2 separate regions of the Mus musculus genome follow, and region 2 is linked to region 1. The links are chromatin loops, found by intact Hi-C in ENCODE. Cell type or tissue: left cerebral cortex. All regions are shown on one strand. Links, peaks and the distances in the headings refer to the core of each region. The heading gives the core; the rest is flanking DNA.

Region 1 (10,953 bases), core at 1,792-9,791:
GTATATATACTATCTAATACACACACACTGCTCTATATAAACGTGCATATCATCCATGATGCTACATCCTTTGTTTGTAACCTGGTTCTGCTTACTTGTACTTTTATTTATTTATATTTTTATTGTCTTCCATCTTAAAACCAAAGTTAGCCTTTTGGTTAGGCTTGGTATCACCATAATCCTCTACCGTGGCATCACTGTGTTTTTCCACGTTTCACATGTTCCAATAAACACTTATTCAACTGGCTTTAGATGTAGACTTTAGGAAGATTATGTAAGGTGAAGCTTTTGATTGAATTAAAAATAGAGCTGACATGTACTTCTACTAAAGCCCGATACAAGGTAGGCAGTAAGCCGAACCCAGAGTCTTGACTCACAGTCAATAGAAATGGCAGATTAATCTAAATTTTAGTGCCTAGCAACACCCCCCAGTCTTAAGAATCATAGTAAATACAAATATAAAAAAAAACTGGCTAAGACATTTTAAAAGAAAAAAAATAAGGAAATTGATTGCATGAGAAAGCAGAACCATTAGCCTTCTTCTAGGAGCAATTATAGAACACAGAGCAAGAAAAATGTGTCAACCATTTTCTTCCCTGAAATAAATGTCAGAAAAAATGTGAAAGGTTAGCATTTCCCAGACCCCAAATAACATCGGAGTAGTGGAAGGATCCAGGAGTAGAATTATTGACCTCCCTTTTAAAAATAAAGCACCTGTAGAGGAAAACAAGGGATCCGGATAATGCCTCTGACTGTATAGTCCAATACCCTTTCCAATGAATGATGCTTCCTTATCTGAATGCCATCTTTCCTTTGGCATCTATTTTGTAGTGTCATTAAAATACATACAGTGCAAGGATCCCTAAGTAGTACATAGGGCCCCAGAGTTGTAGCTCTTCCCCACCCCCAGTACTGAAGATTACACTCAGTGCTCAGTACACTAAGTTGCACTCTTAGCCAGGATCCCCACAGCTTTATTTAGCAGCTTTCTAGGGAGAGGACTCTCACCTGTCTCCTTCTCCCTCTATTGATTTCTGTGACTCAATGGGATTGTTTATGCTAGAGAAAGGAATGTGGGGTGGTCACTGTGCTCAACCCTTTGAAGTTATGATTAGAGACTTTCCCAAACATTCCATTGTTTTTTTTTTTTTTTTTCTTCTCTGTAGCTAAGTTTCCTTCAAATCTATTAAACTCTGTGAAGAAGGAAATTTGCCTCATAAAAAGATTTTTCTTTCATGATCTTGAGACATGATCACAAAACAGGGTCCTTCCTGTTCAGCAACTTTGAACAAACAGCAGAATAAAATATCAGTAAAACAAAATTCCCTCTGTTCTAGGCTCTATGCCACTCAAAGCCAAGCCAGAGAGTGTAAAAGGACAGAAAGTTGCATCAAACACTGAGATGTTCTTGAAAACAAGATCTTCATTTAAATTTGTCCACAACAGCAGAACCAAAGCCTTGTAGTAGAACTTCATGTGGTCATGTTTAGTTTAGATCTTAAAAAAAAAAAAACTGTGACCATGTTCTCAATATGTGCTACCTCTTCACAGAGTACTGTGACACAGGACACGTGGTTTAGAAGTTTTAATCTCTACCAGTGGTTCTAACTTGGGTATAAACTGGTCTTCCATGGACACCTGGACCCTCTCCAAGAACATTCAACAATGACTGGAGACATTGTAGGTTGTTGGAATTCAGAAGTCAGTGTGTAAAGGATGCTACTAGTACTTCAAGTGTGTAGTACAGTCCCCACCACAAGGAATCACCTGACACAAGTGCAAACAGCACCAGGAAGGAGAATTTGTCTTCCAGCTTAGAGTAAGTTGATCTAAGTTACTTGACAGATGAGGTAAGAAGATGGTAGTGGCTTTCTAGGGAGCACCTGAAGAGGTCAGCTCAGAGCTTTGGAATTTTCCAAAATTCCACTGGAATCTTCCCCTCCTGTAAGAGACAGGTCAGAGAGCACATAGGCCAGAAGGGAGAGTCTGAGTAAGCTCATACTACCCCATTCCCTAACGACCAATCAGTTTAAAGAGCGCGCTGTTCCACTAATCATATTGTGCCTAGTTGCCGATGCTCTATTCCGGCCCTGGAAACTATATAAAGACTCACAGCTGGGGGTCACTGCCTTTCTTTCAGGTCTGGGACAACCACCCCAGTGCACTGAAACAATAAATTCCTCTTGCTTTTTGCATTGATTCCGGCTCTGTGTGGTTCACCCAGGGGGTTCCCAGTAAGCTAAGGCTTGCCAGTCTTACATTTGGTGCTTTGGCCTGGAGTCTTGTAAGAACACACTGAAGGCATGAATTGGAGGTTTCATCAAAGTCTTAGTCTGTAAGTCTGTTTGAACTTTTGCTTGCAAGCAGTCTTTCCCTGACTAGATGTGACTGGGACCTTAGTATGTCAAAAGGTAAGGAGCACTTAAAGGTCTACCACCAGACTCCACTGGTAGGTTTCAAGGGGGCTGCATAAAGACACACAAATTTGACCAAGGTTAAGCAGAGACCAGATGAGTTGCCTGCAGCCATTCTAGAGTGACTCATGGAGACATTCCATCAATATACATCCTATAACACCCAGCTTTATTTATTTATTTATTATCTTTTTTTATGAGCTATTTTCTCATTTACATTTCAAATGCTATCCCCAAAGCTCCCTACACCCTCCTCCCCACCCTGCCCTGCTCCACAACCCACCCACTCACACTTCCTAGCCCTGGCATTCCCCTGTACTGGGCCATATGATCTTTACAAGACTAAGGGCCTCTCTTCCCATTGATGGCCTACTAGGCCATACTCTGCTACATATGCAACTAGAGTCACAGCTCTGGGGTGTGTGTGGTAGGTACTGGTTAATTCATATTGTTGTTCCTCCTATAGGGTTGCAGACCCCTTTAGCTCCTTGGGTGCTTTTTCTAGCCTCTTCATTAGGGGCCCTACTGCATATGCCAGAAAGATTTTGCTGACAGGGCCCTGATATAGCTCTCTCTTGGGAGGTTATGCCAGTGCCTGGCAAACACAGAAGTGGATGCTCACAGTCATCTATTGGATGGAACCCCCAGCTTTTTGCATCAATTCTGGCTCTGCATGGTTCACTCAGGCGTTCCTCGGTAAGCTAAGGCTCGCCAGAGTCTTACACACTCTTTCCCAGGTAAAACACGTTTTGAAAACAGAGTTTCCCAATCTCCCAGGATCTGTACCAGATTAAGTCCTTGCTATCCCCAGTAGAACAGAACAGAACAGAACAGAACAGAACAGAACAGAACAGAACAGAACAGAACAGAACTAAAAAGCAAAGCTTTATAAAAACTTAGTTTACTCTCACTCTGGTCATTCATAGAAGAATATTTCAAGTTTGCAACATAAAGCACAAGGAAGGGTAAAAGACATAGTGGCATCTCCTCTAGCCTCATGCTTTCTCAAGATATATCCAGTCTAAGTCAACTTCAAGGACTTGGTGAGAGACAGCAGCAGCAGGGGTTCCCTGCTTTATAGGGAGATGCAATTGTAGGGCTGTCTGTCCCCTTCTTCCTCTCACCTGCATCAGCTCTTCAGTGTTCTACACTCCTTTATGGCTTCCTTTCTTCTCTTCTTCAAAAGGAAGCTGATTTGTCTCCTTTTACATTCTCTCCCACTCCTTTCTTCCTTTCTTACTTCTTGCCTTCCTCCTTTCTCTCCTGTCTGCTTATCTCTCTTTCTCATTTTCTTCTCCCTCTCCTACACTCTCTGTTTCTTTTACATTCTTTACCTCTATTTTTCTTCTCTTATACCCTCAAGCTATGAAGCTCAGGCTGGTCTCAAACTCCCAACCTACCTCTTGTCTCACCATACTGAGTGCTTTGATTAGAGACACGTGCCATTGTATCTAGTTTGGAAGATTCATTTCTATGAAAATCAGAATGCTAATACCTGGCCAGGAAACATGCTTATGTTGCAGGAGGAGAAGAGTGAAATGAAGAATCACATGGAAGTATTAAGCAGTTATTGGAATATTTCAGTATAACATCAATCTCCCTAGATACCTGTAAGTGACTGCAGTGCTGAGACTTCCAATACTTGAGGATAACTGATAGGTGTTCTCATCAGTGAGAAGCATCATAACTACTGAGAGAAATGGTCCAGAAAGCCTGGAGCTTTCCACTTACTGAACAACACTGCAACATTTTTTTCCCTGCCTCTTATTGGTTACTCGTCTTCCTTACCCAAAGACTCTCAGTTTATCTTGTAACTGTAATTCCCACTGACAAGTTACCTGGGAAAGGCATTCCACAAAGGTGCAGTGGAAAGTTCTTGAACAATGTACCTCTGCTTTCCACCTTCCATGACTTTCACTGGAGAATTCCATGTGGGAGAGAAGATCACATCAGCCGGATGTAGAGTGGCTATATACTTTTTGCATGCCCCAGAATTCAACTGCGATGCAGTATTCTTGTTTTGTTTCTTTTGCAATAGAAAGGTCCGTCAATGCTCAACCTTTTGAGGTTAGGAACTTTCCCTATTCCCTGCTCTGTAATAGTCATTGTGAATATAATTAGTAAGGTCAACCATTTTTAGCAAGTAAAAGCAAAAGTCTCTAAATTAAATAGCTGAAGTTATTTGAAGTCTGAACATCACCCATAGGTGAGATATGAAAATAAATTCATTTTCGACTTTAGTGGAAGTGAGAACAGGAAAAAAGTCTCCTTTCCTTAGATTAGAGAAGACCTTTTGTTAAGACTGATGGGCAAAATAATCACACTGCAGGCAAGCATGCCCTTGCTGTCTGGTGCTGTTTGGGAAGCAGGGCCTATATAAAACTATTAGTGCGAAGGAGTCACCTCATTGGAATTCTCCTCTTTATCATCGGTACAAACCCAGTTTCCAGCACATTTCTATTTTCTTTCCATCTATTCTCCCACCCCCTGAAAGGCCTGAGTATATGTGTTGATATCAGAGGCATCCCAAGGATTTTAAGACAGCGATGCTATCTGGTAGTTACTATAGTATAACTATATAATATTCAGGGCAAAACCTGAATTCTTTTTGCTTTGCTTGAGGAATTAATACTTGCTATTAATGCTGTGTAAACAATAACGTGGCTGGGGAAAACACATAAAAGGAGGACTTGCTACCATAGAAACCACCATAGAGTCTGCTCGGTCAGTGTTGTTCCTAGAGTTGTGTAAAAGAACTCAGCTTTAATAATTTAACATTAAAAATGAATTTTTCTCCAAAAGACCAATATATAGTGATGACTCAATTCCCTGAGATTGTCTACCTGGGATCAAAGCCAAAACCAGCTCATTTCCTCAGCCTAGGGAGGATTCAATTAGCAGATTCATATGGGGGCTCTGTTTGCTCTACAACCTCCCCGTGAATTTAGAGACAGTGTGAGCTCCTTGGTACAGAATATGCTCTTTTGCAGGGGTGATGTGTTTCATGGATCTTACATTTCAAGACAGATTTATTTTTATGTGTGAATATTCAAAGACAGGATCTTATATAAATTGTTATGTAAGGTTAGACGTGAAACACATGTTCAATAATGAACTTGTCATTTTTTTCTGGAAATAGATGCAGAGTTTTAAAACAATTATAGAAAAGATTTTTATTTTTTAATATTATTCTTTTTAAAATTTTAAATTATTTGATCTACTTTTGAGAACTTCATATACATTTACATTATTTATTACTCTTCTCAACTTCTCTTGTGTTCCCCAACCCCAGGCTTTCTCCAGCTGCTGCTATGAAACACCATGACCAAATGCAAATTGAAGATCAAGGGCTTATCTAGTTTATGTTTCCACATTGTAGTCCATCACTGAAGTCAAGACCAGAACTCAAACAGGGCAGGAACCCAGAGTTAGGAGCTGATGCAGAGGCCATGAAGGGGTGCTGCTTACTGGCTTTCTCCTTGTGGCCTGCTCAGCCTGCTTTTTAAAAAATGTATTAGTTATGTTATTTATTTAAATTTCAAATGTTATCCCCCTTCCCAGTTTTCCCTCTGGAAACCTCTTGTGCTACCCCCTTGCTTCTATGAGGGTGCTACCTCACCCACCCACCCACTCCCACATCACTGACCTAGTGGCCCCCTATACTGGGGCATTTAGCTTTCACAGAACCAAGGATACCCCTTCCCATTGATGGCAGATAAGGCCATCCTATGCTACGTATGCAGCTGGAGCCATGGGTCCATCCATGTGTACTCTTTGGTTGGTGGTTTAGTCCCTGGGAGTACTCAGGGGCTGGTTGGTTGATATTGTTGTGTTTTCTCATAGAACCTATGACTACCAACCCAGGAGTAGTCATACCCACAATGAGCTGTGGCTTCCCACATCAATTACTAATTAAGAAAATGTCCTACCTCCAGTCTTGCCTACAGCATAATTTTTTGGAGGCATTTTCTCAATTGGGGTTCCAACCATCAGATGGCTCTAGCCTATGTCAAGCTGACATAAAGTTAGCCTACATGAAAACATGCGCCCTCCAAAGTACCTGGCTTGAGCCTAAACTGTGAGGATTCAAGATTGTGGTTCTGCCAGGGCTACTCACTCTTACCTGCAAAGCTCTACCACTTCCAATTAAATTAGCATAATCAATTCCCAAGATTCTATTTGGGAAAGAATCTCAAATTTGTCTTGTATCTTTAAGGCTTGATGGTTCTTTAGCATAGTTCAAAGGTTGCTCTTAAAATAGGGATGAGGGATAAAATATATCAGTGCATGAAAGCGACCCTGAAGAGGCTGTGATCATTGTTAAGGTCTGGACTGGATGGCCTCTATCGACCTGAAAATGCACCCCTGACACACTCCTTCTAGGAACAACCAAATGATGCATTAAGGCTGAAAGTCATCTTGCTTCCTTTTCTATACCTGGTAACACAGCCAATGGAGCTATCCCAGCCTTTCCATAGTGGATCAATTATACTATTTTATCAAATTCCTTGTGATTTTCTTCCCTTCTTGCCTGGCTTGAAGAGAGACAGCAACTTTGTCGAAGTCCATCTGGATATGCCAGGATTTCCACTCCAAGTTGTTAAACCTAATGGCAAAACCTTCTGGGACCTGGCCTTCAAGTACAGGGACCCCACTGATGGGTTTAGAACAGTATCCTCCAAAATATAGCACATTGGCACCTATAAAACCAAAATGGCAGAAGACATCCTCAACTTGTTTTCCATAGTGCAGCACATACCAGATCCTAGAAAGTCACACTCTATTAGCATCTCTTCTGAAGTGACCATAAGACCCTGTTTCCAGAGCTACTTTCCTCACACCAATGGGAAGAAGCATTCGTAGCACAAATCAGTTTGCTAAGGTCTCCTGGACATTACTTTGAATCATGCCCCTTCATCTTCTGATCACATTTTCCCATGACTTTTGCTTCTCTCTCAGGCAAAACGCATAAACTCAGAAAAGTATATATGCTTCATTGTTTCCTTAAAATGGGCTTTTACACCATGGCAATTTAGATAAACTTGTCTGCTCACCCCTTCTTATATGTTTTATTACAACAACATCGGCTATGAACCTAAGATAGGAAGAAAAGAAATTTGTTTTTCCTTATATCACTTAAGATGTGGATGTGTTCTATGTGAGAACACACAGAGATTATATAACTTTTGGTGATGAAATCATGCAAAAAAAAAGATCCTACCAAAAATCAAGGAAAGACATAAGAATGGGTTTTTGCTGTTTTACAAGAATAGCATCTGTAGGTGCTGGGGAAACAACACTTTCCACATATAAGATATCAAAATCCATTTTCTTTTCTAATTGTATCCTGTGTGATTTTCTATGGGCACAAATATCATGTGCAATAACTCAAAGTCTTCCCGAGATCCTCAGGACACGGTGCAAATCCCTGAGGAAGATCTGCAATCTTGTGGTATTAAAGTCACTGTTAAAGTCCTAGGATGAGCTGCTTGCCTCGGATGTTGACTTCCGTCTTCATTTGTGCAATTTCTGTAGTGTTACAAGGAAAGATTATGAGTTTCCTAGGACTGATCAACGTCAGCAACGCCACTGAGTAGTACCTTACCAAATCTTATATGTGACAAGAAAGCAGAAAATATCAAGATATGTCTGGAAGTACATATTGAACCTAATGCCCAAAAGATTACTAGTTTTTATTAAATTAGTCTTAACACATCATGAATAATAAAAACAGGAGTATTGCAACTTTAAGCGATCATCTAATGAAGCCATCTAAGAAAGTTTTACCAGAGTGGTCTGTTCTGGGAGTTCTTGATTAACCACAGCAAGGATATCCTTTTTTTTTAAAAATTATTTATTTTATTTATATAAGTATACTGTAGCTATTTTCAGACATACCAAAAGAGACCATCAGATTCCATTTTAGATGGTTATGAGCCACAATATGGTTGGTGGGAACTGAACTGAGGACCTCTGGAAGAACAGCTGGTGCTCTTAACCACTGTGCCGTCTCTCCAGCCTAGTAAGGATATTTTTAAGAAGCATTTTTGTTGGTGCAATGGTGCACATCCATCCTTCTTGTGCGTCTTGCCCTCTGCTAGACTTTTAAATAATATAATCTAATTAAAATATGTGAGCGCTTCCTGGAGACTGGGATCATTACAAGAAATTATCTAGTTCAGAAAGCTGACAGCACTGCTCCTGTCTAATGGCAAGCTCAAGAGTCCTCAGCTCAAATGTAAACTTGTATCAGTATGCCAAAATTCCTTGACATTTTTCATTACATGAACCCCAAAAATCTCTCCCAAAAGTTTAGTAGAAAGCAAAGCAGTAAAGTGTTAGTCCTGGGAAGTCACAAACATTTCTGAAACTAATTCAAAATCATTTTGGATTATTAAGGTAATGGAAAGTTCTCTTCATTAGTGGAAGTATGTATAAATATAATACATTCATGATCATTATACAAATGTTGTAGATTAATGAACCTATTATGTCTTCTGCAATGCCACTGAATAATACCTCACCAAATCCTATATGTGACAAGAAAACAGAAACTATTTAGATAACTTGATAGGTATCTTGACAGCCCGGCATGACTCCACTAAGTAATACAGTGGGGATTTAAGATCCTGTCAACATATGGGATGAAGATGCTATTGACTATGGAATAGTGTGCTGGATAACTTTGTGTCAATTTGATACAAGCAAAGTCATCTGAGAAGAGGAAACCTCAACTGAGAAAATACCTCCATAAGATTGGACTATAGGCAGACTATGAGACATTTTCATAGTTAATTATTGATGGATGAAAAGGGCCCAGCTCATTGTGGATAGTACCACTCCTGGGATGGTAGTCCTAGGTTCTATAAGAAAGCAAGCAGGCTGAGCAAGTCATGATGAATAAGTCAGTAGAGCACTCCCCCATGGCCTCTGCATCAGCTCCTGTGTGGAGGTTCCAGCCCTGCTCAAGTTCCTGTTCTGACTTCCTTCAATGATGAGCAGTGACATAGAAGTGTAAGGAAAGTAAATCCTTTCATCCTCAACTTGTTCTTTTGGCCATGGTGTTTCATAGCAGCAAGAGAGACCCTAACTAAGATAGGCACACACGGCAGCAGCTCACCTATTTTGGCGTTCCAACTTCTTCCTCTCTTGGTTGTTACCAATTAGAATGTTTACTTGTTTGAAGCTGGCAGGGAAGATTGAAGGCAGACAAGCTCATTGCCAAGTGGGAGAATTGAAAAAGGAACATGCCAGCCTTCCCAGACACAAAAACCATCAGCAAAACTGCCAGCTCAGAAGTAATGGAATTATTGTCTTTAGATGACACAATATCTTTAAGGAAAGTGAGGAAAATGAACCATTCACTTGACGAGCAACACTATAACTTTTTCTTTGCTCTGGATGCAGTGTACTGCGTAAATACATGATACTCTTAGTTTCTTAGAACCTCTCTAAACTCTTAATCCTAATTCTTTTTATTGGTGGCACACATTATACAGGCTCAACAATCTCTCTCCCTGAATTTCTTATCAAAATGGATTTCAGATATCAAACAAGATCAGTATCTCTATCACTTCTTATTTGTCAGACACTTGTAAGCATTGGTCTTACTGACAATTTGGTCCATTGCTATTTGTCTAAGATAGTTCAGGTTACTGTAATAAAGTACTCATGGCTGAGCAGTTTACAAAAACAGAAATGTGTTTCTCAATTCTGAAGGCTTTGTGTCTGACATATTACTTCTGTGTTTTAGACTGCAGATTTCCAATTAAGTTTATCATGGCAAAATAGCAATAGCTATATTTAAGTCACTGACTTCTGCTAAAGACCCAAACTCATTAATAGAACCTCTATCAAAGTGTCTCAATCATGTTCTAGAAGCCCTTGTTCATAACACTACTATCTTTGTGAGTTAGAATAGTGAATTTTGCATGGTCACAATCATTCTGCTCGCTGCACAGTTATCTCTCCAAACGTAAGTTTCATCTTGTCATTCACCTGCTTTAAAGGACATATATGTAAGTCCATATTCCAGAGACAGAGACCTGGCTTTTGATAAACAGGTCAACAAGACACATCAGACAAAAAGGTGTTGTCTTCAACAAATCCTGCTGGTTAAATTAGATAACAAAATTCATCTTCAACTATATCAAGGACCCAAACCCAAGACTGGATACACAGAGGCAAAAATAGGAAATAGTCTTGTGCTTAGAGGCACAAGAAAGGCATTTTTACAAAGTACTATGATAAAGCAGAGAGTAATAAAAACAATAAATAAATGGGACTTCATGAAACCAAAATGCTTTGTACTGTAAAAAGACACCTCATTCCAATAAAAGCAAGGATACAGAATAGGAGGAAAAACCTTTATCAGCTACACATGAGACTGTGGGCTAGGATCTAGAATATATGTTCATCTTACACCAGGTCTTATACTAGTCAAATGCCTACATAAAAAAAAAAAAGACGATAAATCTCAATGGTATGAATGTATCAAAGGGAAACACTTATGCACAGCTGATGGAAGTGTAAACTGGTA
Region 2 (10,953 bases), core at 1,374-9,373, 120 kb before region 1:
TTAGAGAGGAGAAAGTGGGGAAGAGCCTTGAACACATGGGTACAGTGGAAAAATTCCTCAACAGAACAGCAATGGCTTATGCTCTAAGATCAACAATAGACAAATGGGACCTCATAAGATTACTAAGCTTCTGTAAAGCAAAGGACACTATCAATAAGACAAAACTGCAACCAATGGATTGGGAAAAGATATTTACCGGTCTTACATCTGATAGAGGGCTAATATCCAATATATGCATAGAACTCAAGAAGTTAGATTTCAGAAAATCAAATAGCCCTATTAAAATATGGGGTACAGAGCTAAACAAAGAATTTTCAACTGAGGAATATTGAATGGTCAAGAAGCAACTAAAGAAATGTTCAACATCCTTACTCATCAGGGAAATGCAAATCAAAACAACCCTGAGATTCTACTTCACACCAGTCAGAATGGCTAAAATCAAAAACTCAGGTGACAGCAGATGCTGGCAAGGATGTGGAGAAAGAGGAACACTCCTCCATTGCTGGTGGGATTCCAAGCTAGTACAACCACTCTGGAAATCAGTCTGGTGGTTCCTCAGAAAATTGGACCCAGCTATACCACTCCTGGACATACAGCCAGAAGATTCTACAATATATAATAAGGACACATGCTCTACTATGTTCATATCAGCCTTATTTATAATAGCCAGAAGCTGTAAAGAACCCAGATGTACTTCAACAGAGCAATGAATACAGAAAATGTGGTACATTTACACAATGGAGTACTACTCAGCTATTAAAAATGATGAATTCATGAAATTCTTAGGCAAATGGATAGAACTAGAAAATATCATCCTGAGTGAGGTAACCCAATTGCAAAAGAACACACATGGTTTGTACTCACTGATAAGTGGATATTAGCCCCAAAGCTCCCAATTATCAAGATACAAGTCACAAACCACAAGAAGAAGGAAGACCAAAGTGTGGGTGCTTCGGTCCCTCTTAGAAGGAGAACAATATACTCACAGGAGCAAATATGGAGATAAAGTGTAGAGCAGAGGCTGAAGGAAAGGCCATCCAGAGACTGTCCCACCTGGGGATTCATCCCATATACAGTTACCAAATATAGACACTTGTGGATGCCAAGAAGTGTATGCTGACAGGAGCCTTATATGGCTGTCTCCTTAGAGGCCCTGCCAGAGCCTTACAAATACAGAGGTGGATGCTTGCAGCCAACTATTGGACTGATCACAGGCTCCCCAACAGAGGTGTTAGAGAAAGGACCAAAGGAGATGAAGGGGTTTGCAACCCCACAGGACAACAATATCAACCAACCAGTCCCCCAAGAGCTCCCAGGGATTAAGCCATCCACAAAGGAGTACACATGGCTCCAGCTGCATAGGTTGTAGAGGATGGCCTTGTCATGTATCAGTGGGAGGAGAGGTCCTTGTTCCTATGAAGGCTTGATAGATGTTTCAGTGTAGGGGAACTGAGGCGGGGAGTTGGAAGTGGGTGCGTAGGTGAGGGAGCACCCTCATAGAAGCAGGGGGAGGGAGGATGGAATAGGGGTTTCGGGGGTGGGGAGCTGGAAAGGGTATAACGTTTGAAATGTAAATAAAGAAAATATCCAATTAAAAAAATAAAAGATGTGTCCAGTCAGGAAAGCAGGTGATGGATATTAGGAGACAAGAGCTAAAGAGAAACATGAAATAGGGGAGAATATTATGAGGAGATGATGGGTTTTCAGCTTCAACTAGAAATTCAGAGTGGGTGTTTCCAAGCAGATACAAAGGTGCTAGGGCACCTCGATGAGTGAAGAGGATGCTAGACAGGGCTCAGCTCTGAGAGAGGAAGAAACAGGGGACTAGTCTGGAAGAAAGAGTTTAAGTGGAGGGGTCAGGTAGTTGGGAATGAGAAACAGCCACTGTAGGTTCTTTTAGGTATCTGAACAGACTCTGACTTTTACTGAGGGGTATGACTAGCGGGTTTCCTGGTCGTGGCTGTCAGCAGTTTTGATGAAGATAGGAAGTCCCTCCAAGAAAAACCAGGTACCCACAGATGATCCAGTGAGCATCTAGTGGAATTCGGGACAGGTTTCATCTGCATATTTCTTTGGAGCAGGAGAATAAAAATGAGAATCTAAGCTGAGAATAGGCATTCCCTATACATTCTAAAACAAGAATTTTGAAAATATAATATCATATCCTCATTAAATGCTTTCCCATAATTATCAGAACCTTCAGAATAGAAGCCTGCTCTCTGCCAAGTGCCAACCCACAGATTGTCAGTCTCATTTTTTAAATATAATCATAAACAAATGATTTCCCAAGAGTGGCTTTGATGGGATGAGAAGCAATGTTAGACTTGACAGTGTTCTAATTAGCTTAACTCTTGTTATGACAGAACACTAGCTAAAAAAGCAACTTAGGTCAGAAAGAGTTTATTTGGTTTACAGGCTCCAGTCCACCATTGAGGAAAGCCAAGGCAAGAGCTTTATGCAGCAGCCTGGAGGCAGGGACTGAGACAAAGGCCATGAGGAACATTTCTTACTGGCTTACTGTTTTACACAATCTGGGATCCCTTAATCAGAAGTGGCATCACCTACAGTGGGCTCTACTCTCCCACTTCAATAATTAGTCAAGAAAATACCCCCCATGGACACGCCCATGGGCCAGTCTGATGGAGGCAATTCTTCAAATGAAGCTCTGTTGTCCCAGATGACTCTGGTTTGTGTCACGTTGACAAATAGTGTTCATTGGAACTGAAGAAACGAGAACTGGATTTGAAGAACAGCCTCTCACTTTGATCTTTATGTATGTCTAAGATGAACTTAAATGGAAATTGAGAAAATTTGAAAAATTAAAAGAAATTAACAAACACTTGATTTGAAGCTTTACAATCTGTGTGTATCCTACACTGGCACCTTGATTCTTGAAGGAAGTCTACAGCATCCATCATGCCACAGCAGTTTCAGTAATGCTGCAAAGCTGGCTCAGAAGGTTTGAGAAACAACCCCTGGAGAGTGAGGCTTCAGTTGCTTTTTCATCTTGATTAGCGACTGAACCAGATTTTAGGAGGAGAAAGATGAGTTGTCTGACTTTTGGGGCCACATATAAAGAAGCAGCAATAAAATGAGACTATCAATAAGGAGATCAAGTAAAAATAACTGTATCTCAATGAAACATTTAAGCATTTTCAAGGTATATAAAAAAGTGGCATATAATTAATATAATTACTGAAATTGTTATTTGTTGAGGAGGGTTTCAAGAAAACTCTGCTGTGGCAAAGAGCCCCATGGGCAGAGATGCCGCATAGATCACCACCCACCAGCTGGGACCTCATTCACATAAGCTCTTTGCTTTGTTGGAAAGTAAATCCAAGTGAATAAAGTCCTATCTCATTTGAAATGCTGAGTGATGCTGAGTGGCTTATCACTACAGTGGTTAATTTTTTGTTGTTGTTGTTGATACTTTCTAGAAAGTATCATCCTGAGTAAGGTAACTCAGTCACAAAAGAACACACATGGTATGTACTCACTGATAAGTGGCTATTAGCCCAAAAGCTCAGAATACCCAAGATACAATTCACAGACCGCATGAAGCTCAAGAAGAAGGAAGACCAAAGTGTAGATGTGTCAGTCCTTCTTAGAAGGGGGAACAAAATACTCACAGGAGCAAATATGCAGACAAAGTATGGAGCAGAGACTGAAGGAAAGGCCATCCAGAGACTGCCCCACCTGGGGATCCATCCCATATACAGAAGCCAAGCCCAGACAATATTTCGGATGCCAAGAAGTGCTTGCTGACAGGAGCCTGATATAGCTGTCTCCTGAGAGGCTCTCCTAGAGCCTGACAAGTACAGAGGCAGATGCTCACAGCCAGCCATTAGACTGAGCATGGGGTCCCCAGTGGAGGAGCTGGAGAAAGGATTGAAGGAGCTGAAGGGGTGTGCAACTCCATAGGAATAGCAATAATATTAACAGACCAGACCCCACAGAGCTCCCAGGAACTAAACCACCAATCTAAGAATACACATTGAGGGACCCATGGCTCCAGCTGTATATGGTCTTGTTGGGCATCAGTGTGAGGAGAGTCCCTTGGTCCTGTGAAGGCTATATGTCCCAGCGTAGGGGAATGCCAGGCGGGGGTTGGGGGGAGTGGTAGATGGGTTGGGGACAACCCTCATAGAAGCAGGGGGAGGGGAGTATGGGAGATGGGATGGGGATTTCTGGAGGGGAAATCAGGAAAGAGAATAATATTTGAAATGTAAATAAATAAAATATCCAATAAAAAATTTTTGATTATATAAGGTTTTGAAAGTTGGGTAGTTGATAAGAGCTAAAAATGAATTCTGGTTCTGACTACAGTTAAATTACATGAAAAAGTTATTCACCCCTGTTTAACTTGTTACTGAGTCAATAGGGGTCAACTCCCTCATCGCAGAGATTTGTTTCTTCTTGGAGACTTTCTAGCACCATGCTCTTTTGCCTTTTTGCCCTAGTCTGAAATCCCAAACCTTTATTTTTATATCTAGCAATCAATCACCTCATGGCATCGCAAGGGGGTTCATAAGCATTGGATGAAGCAAGACCTTTCTTCCATTCACTTCTCTGATAACTGTTATCTGATCATTCTGTCTTCAGGAGGCAGTTTCTTGGTGCAATGACTGCATTACTGCAGTGGTATCAGTTGCCCAGGTACACAGACCTATTTTAGCTAGTTCACAACAGCTTAGTTGAGTGGTTCTGAAGAGGGCAGGATGTTACCTACTGTAGCTTAGAGTCTTGTCAGAAGGAAAAATGACTCTTCTGAAGGTCAATGCTAGATTGCTGCAAAGCCTCCGATCCCACATGAGTTGCATATTTATGTAGATAAAAGTGACTCAGCCTTTTGGGTTCCTTTTTTCTGAATCATTCCATCTCTTGTTTCTGCAAGAAAATGGGTAGGCAGAGGTGCACATAACTTCCTGTAAAGTTTCATGGCTTTGGATCTTGACTTAGAGAAAACAACAAGTTTCACCAAGCTATACAAATTTGGTTTTAAAAATACTACTTTCAGTGAGTCTTCAGAAAAGGAACCAACCGTAACTCCTTCAAAGGAAAAAGGGCCCATTCCCAACATTGTTTCTGCCATGCAGGAGCGAGATTTTTGGATGAGGGCTGTGTAGAAGCTGATATTCTAGAACATCCAGTGTCAGGAATAGTAAAGACAATGTAGGTGTTAAATCATATTCTAGGTTTAAATTCTAATGTGTTAAGGCTATGTGTAATAGGAGAGATGTTGGAAAATGAGTTTCTGAACTTGCCTGAGGCCTCATGCTCTCAGTCTTATTAGGTTGTAAGGTCTGAGATGCTCACTTCTGGCCTCTCATCTCAAAGGACCTCACATACTGGCTTGGCCTCAGAGCAGTCTGCTGATTTTGTCCTTTCCCCTCTATTTTCTTTGCCTTACTTAAGATGCTTTGCACACAACCCTGGGCATTGAAGCAACCTTCTTACAAGTCTGCCTTCCCGTGGTCCTTTGCCATTTCATCTTTCCTCCAGGATAGAGTCAGAGTTATCACACTCAAAGTAAAATTTGATCAGCTTATGATACTACTTAAAGAGTCCTGTGACAGCTCTATGCCCCAGTATAGGGGAATGCCAGGACCAGGAATGGGAGTGGGTAGGTTGGGGAGCAGGGGAGTGGGGGAGGGGATAGGGGATTTTCAGAGGGGAAACTAGGAAAGGGGATAACATTTTAAATGTAAATAAAGAAAATATCTATAAAAAATTAAAGACATTTTCAGTTAAAAAAAAAAAAGAGCTCCTGTTGATGTCTGTCATTGCCAGTACAAACTCCAAAATCTTCTCCAAGGGGAAGACATTCTAAGTCTCCTAGGTGATGCCTAAAACTTCAGATAGCACCAAGTCTTCTGTAAACTAGGCTTTTGTATCCACAGCCCTAAGTTAAAGATAAATTTATAAATTAGACACAATAAAATTAAAAATTAATAAGAAATTATAACAATATTCTGTGATAATAGTTACAGAAATATGATTCTGTCTTCTACCCTCTTTAATTTTTTAAAAAAACATTATGTTATGTAAATGGATGTTGTGCCTACATGTCTGTGTGTGTACCATGTACATTCATGGTACCTGCAGAGGCCAGAATATTGCAGTGGATCACATGGAACAGGAGTTACAGACAGTTGTGAGCTGCCATGTGGGTACTGAGATCAAACCCAGGTTTGGAAGAGTAGCCAGTGCTCTTAACTGCTGGGCTATCCTCCAGCCCCAGCTTCCTTTAAAAAAAAAGTGTCTTATTCTGTAATTACTTTTCTCTCTACTTTCAGTGTGCTTTTCTATTTTCAGAAAGGATGAATTATAATGAATGGTATAATGAGCTCAACATATAATCCTTCTTTTCTTATTAAATTGGGAATGTTCACCCTTTCCGTTATGGGAAGTACTTCACAGTTTCTTCTTGACATATACTCATTTCCTGCAACATTATTCTTTTGTTTTAGGGACACAGTTATACAAAATAGGGGTTAACTGACTAAAAGTCTTATAATACCATGGCAATGGATCTTCACTAAAGAGGGATACAAAATTACCAATGAGAGGGTAGCACACCCAGAGCAGATACCTGTTGACAAGTGGGTGACTCATGGCCCAGATGGGTCAGTGGCACAGGGGGAGGTTTTATCATAAATGCAGAATGGTATGCACTCTAAAACACGGGAAGCATATCCCACAGTTTCAGAATGCAATTGGGCACAAATAATAAAAGCCACAGAAAAAGAGGAACTACTCTACTTAAACAAATAAGTTCAAAGCCCCGTTACAAATTCCTCTGAGGTTCTTTTGTTCAACCACCACTTCCCTAGAACTTCGTCAGCCTAACGACAACTTTTGTCTTGTCGGTCTAGTTTAAATGTCACTATCACCTGTGGACGTTTTTTTCCAATCCCCTAGTAGAGACTGAATCATTTCCTCTGTTTTAATCAGGTTCCCTTTTTATCCTATCATCTTTGTGAATCATGGAACTTCTAATTCCACTTACTTTTAGCTCTCTCATTTAATGAAATCAGTCCTGAATAAAATCAAGGGTGAAATAGAACACTGCATCTAGAATGGAGTAGAAACTCAAGAAAAGTCAAATGCATGCCTAAAAATGTGTGTGTTAAACCCAATGAAATTGCCATGAGATCAGAGAGAGGAGCATTAAGAACTCATCTTAGTTTCTTTAGGTTCTGTTGATCTCAAATGGTATTATAGGATGCTATGTGGGACTCTCTCCTTGCCCCTCCCCCCAGATATCATTACTGAATGACTCTCATTGCTAAATGACTTTAAATTATATTAATATTTAATCTGAAACTATCCATTTTTACTGGTGGCTTCAGACACATATCATACTATTATTCTTCAGGGTTAATGAAGCTTTGATATTTGATAATACTACTAGTGAAAATAATGTAAATACATGAGTACCTAAGATTCAGAAGTGACGTAGAACTCAAAAGAAAGTGAAAACTGAAAACGAGTTAAAAGGAGCAAAAATTAACAAAGATTCATTTTATTTTATATTTTGAAAGCTATACTCTATAATACTCAGTTATACTTATAATACTCAATTATTTTGTCTTGTTGTCCTTCTAAAATTAGTGAAAATTTGTTTCGGAATTTAATAGTGTTTAAATTACAAGATTAATTGGAACCAGCATATTTTAATGTGTTCAGGAAGAACTGAGCTTGTATAGTGATTTATTTAAAAGCTTGACACTAGGACAGGAAAGCAAACCCTGGATCTAGTCACCCATTTCATGTAGTTGAAAGGTTTATCTCAAATTTCTTTTGTTCCAGCCATAGAGTACTTACTTTGTTCTGAACATAGACTAAAGCTATAAATAAAACAAAGATACACTCTTGGGAAGCTTACACCCCAGATGTCAGAAATCAATATTGAGAAGCAATGACAAAATAGCAAGAAAAAAAGCAAACAGTGACAAATGCCATATAGACAAAGTAGAGGTACATACTGATTTGTTTTCAGATTGAATGGTCAGAACATTTCGTTTTCACACATTTACCGTGTACCCTCTACAAACAAGTCGATGTGGTATACACTAGGGTATATATAGACTGTTACATAGAATCCCTATTCTTACCTAGCTTGCAGGCTGAGTAGGAGCAAAGCATGCATGGGAGCAAACCACCCGCAGTTGTAGGTCATCTATGGCTATGGACCACTCTGAACTATGCTGAGAAGCATAGCAACTCTTACAGAGTTGGAGAAATGTTTTGAGAGGAAAAGCTAGGAGTTAAGAATTTAGAAATTAACAGGAATTTCCCAGGTGACAAAATATTTTGGTGAAACAGGGCTTTATGTTGGGATATGGTCATTTAAAGGCACGTAGGCAGGTAACATGCAAGGAAATGAATGACTTACTATTGCTGGATTAACATGAGAATGAGAATATGTGTGTTTATGCTCATGTGTGTAAACTAGCCAGTGCTACTTGGGCTTCCAGGGCAAAGTGGTACAGAATTAGCTCAGAGGTGTAGGAAAGGTATGGCCATTGGAAGACTGGATTTGGCAAGTGGAAGATTGAAGTCTTATAATTCTGGAAGTTATTTGGAATTTTACTTCAGGTTAAAAACAGGAGAAGATAAACTATCCTCTAAATATATCTTAAAATACTCAGGGTTGAATTGTAAAAGAAGATTTAAGACCATTATATCAGTTTTATAGATTTGAGAATTTGTTGAGTTTTTTGTGTGTATGGGTATTGTCTGAATGGTATGTCTGTGCACCATGTGTGTGTGTGGTACCTGAAAAAGCCAGCAAAGGGCATCAGGTTCTTCTCTTACTGATGGTTGTGAGCTGCCATGTGGGTACTGGGAAATAAACTCGAGTCCACTAGAAGAGGAGTGACTGTTCTTAACTTTTGAACCATGTCTCTAGCCCCTTAATAAATTTCAAGTAAAAGGCATAATCTATTTGGATTATAATAAAGCTTTATATTTCCTTACTAACTTTGATAATGTATATATATTTTTAAAGATTGGGAATGATACCTCCTGTTTCTCATCGTGACCTCCAGAGTCTGGGATAAACAAATCTTTTGCCTTGGCCTTTTACGTTGTTTGGATTACAGGTGTAGGCCATGATGCCCACATGTTTTTTGTTTGTTTGTTTGTTTGTTTTAAATTATCAGCCAGGCAGTGGTGGCACACACTTTCAATCCCACCATTCAGAAGGCAGAGACCAGTAGACCTGTGAGTTCAAGTCCAGTTTGGTCTACATAGTGAGTTCCAGGATTGGCAGGGCTATGCAGAGAAGCCCTGTCTGGAAGAAACAAAACAAAATAAAACTTTAAAACAAACAAAACTGCAAAAAATTATGGGATTCATTATGCCATTTTCATATGAATATATTATGCACTGTGGTCACAACCACACCCAGTATTTATTTTAGTTTCCCTCAATAGTCATCTTTCTACTCTTCATGTCTTTAATAATAAGGAATGATAGAGTTATTGCTACAGTTCATCACATGCTATCTTCTGGTAAGACAGCAGTTAAACTGTCAGGGCAGATCTTTTAGGCATGAAGAATGAGAGACAAAGTATGATCAAAACAAACACTATAAGAACACAATCATGGTATCACTTACACTAGAATAAGAGTATTACTTGTAGATACCCAGGATAGCATCTTGAGTCTTGACATGAAAGGAAAAAAATGCAGAATTGTAAAGTTGGTTTAATTTATTGCTATTTTGCAGATATCTTCTAGTCATATGAAAAGATAATGTTTGATAATGTACACAGTGTTTGTAACAGTGCAGAAAGATAAACTCTCATGCAGCATATATGTATGAAAACTAAATATATGTATCTAGATTCTGCTTATAAGAGAAAGCATGTGGTATATTATGTCTTAGTTTCTTCTTTTGCTTGACATGATGATTTACAGTTTATTCATTTTCCTCAAATGACATGATTATCTTTTATGACTGAATAAAATTATAACAAATGGGCATATAGAATTTTATTTACTGTGTAGTATATTTTTAATCTAATTGTACAGATTTCCCCTTCATTAAAATTTAGACTAATTCAAAATACTAATTTTATTTTTAATACATTTTTAATGAGAACAAAATTATATCACTTTTTCTTTTCTCCCTCTAATCCCTCCCATGAATCCCTACTCTCAAATTGATGCCTCTTTTCTTTGACTATTACTGTTACACACACACACACACGTGTATATATATATATATATATATATATATATATATGAATTTTGATAAGTTGGTTCATGTGAAAACTTAAGCACAGCTTGATGAAAGGAAACTTACACAAATTTAATAAAGATTAATAATAATTTAAACCATGATGTCATCTCCTTTATATTTGACATAAGGATGGCATCACAATTTTTCATTGCTTTTTTTTCACTATGAATAATCAAAATGAAGCAGGACCAATGTGTGTATGCAAATTAAGAAGAGTAACACACAGCTATATGCATAGTTGAAAAGCCTGGTAGGTAAAATTTTGCAGTCAAAAGAACAGGATGGTGATAAAAACAAAACCACAGTAAAGCATTCCAAATGGACCGAACTCTGAAGCCAGAACTCCAGCAAAAGGCACATGAACTTTTAAAAGCTATATTCGGATTTGTACTCTATCGCCATCACATATCACATAAAATATGTAATTATATATTTTATCCATGGCAAGAAAAGCACCAGGATATTTTTAAAGAAGATACATCTAAACTCTTACTATCAAATGTGGCAGAAATCCTGGCCATCACTTAAGTCAAGATGAAGAGAGTTTAATGGAATTGCCCATCTGGAAGGAGGCAGCTACCAAGTGATGGAGCTACAGAGTATTCCATCTTAAGTCACAAGTAGAAAAATGGGTATTTGTTTGACACAAAGGTTGAATAATGCCAGTTTGTCTTTTAGTGTTCATGACTTCTGTACAGTGG

Evidence for each region. Hi-C counts contacts between places; a loop is a spot of excess contacts. Peaks named below come from ENCODE experiments on the same cell type or tissue, not always from the same donor. Only the 100,000 strongest peaks of a DNase experiment are listed, where the experiment ranks them.
Region 2: it touches region 1 in a loop (4-fold over the local background); 2 of 42 quality-filtered maps call a loop at or near these places.

What each region holds. Positions count from the first base shown.
Region 1 is chr1:21,671,669-21,682,621 of GRCm38, forward strand. The region is part of intron 1 of Kcnq5 (potassium voltage-gated channel, subfamily Q, member 5); the gene reads right to left. Among named protein-coding and RNA genes, the nearest start is that of Kcnq5, 280 kb to the right of the region's middle. In left cerebral cortex, for the core only: no CTCF peak of the experiment used is centred there; DNase peaks (open chromatin) are centred at 5,316, 5,719 and 7,739; H3K27ac peaks cover 4,095 bases.
Region 2 is chr1:21,548,063-21,559,015 of GRCm38, forward strand. The region is part of intron 2 of Kcnq5 (potassium voltage-gated channel, subfamily Q, member 5); the gene reads right to left. Among named protein-coding and RNA genes, the nearest start is that of Khdc1b, 170 kb to the left of the region's middle. In left cerebral cortex, for the core only: no CTCF peak of the experiment used is centred there; DNase peaks (open chromatin) are centred at 4,908 and 6,220; H3K27ac peaks cover 1,424 bases.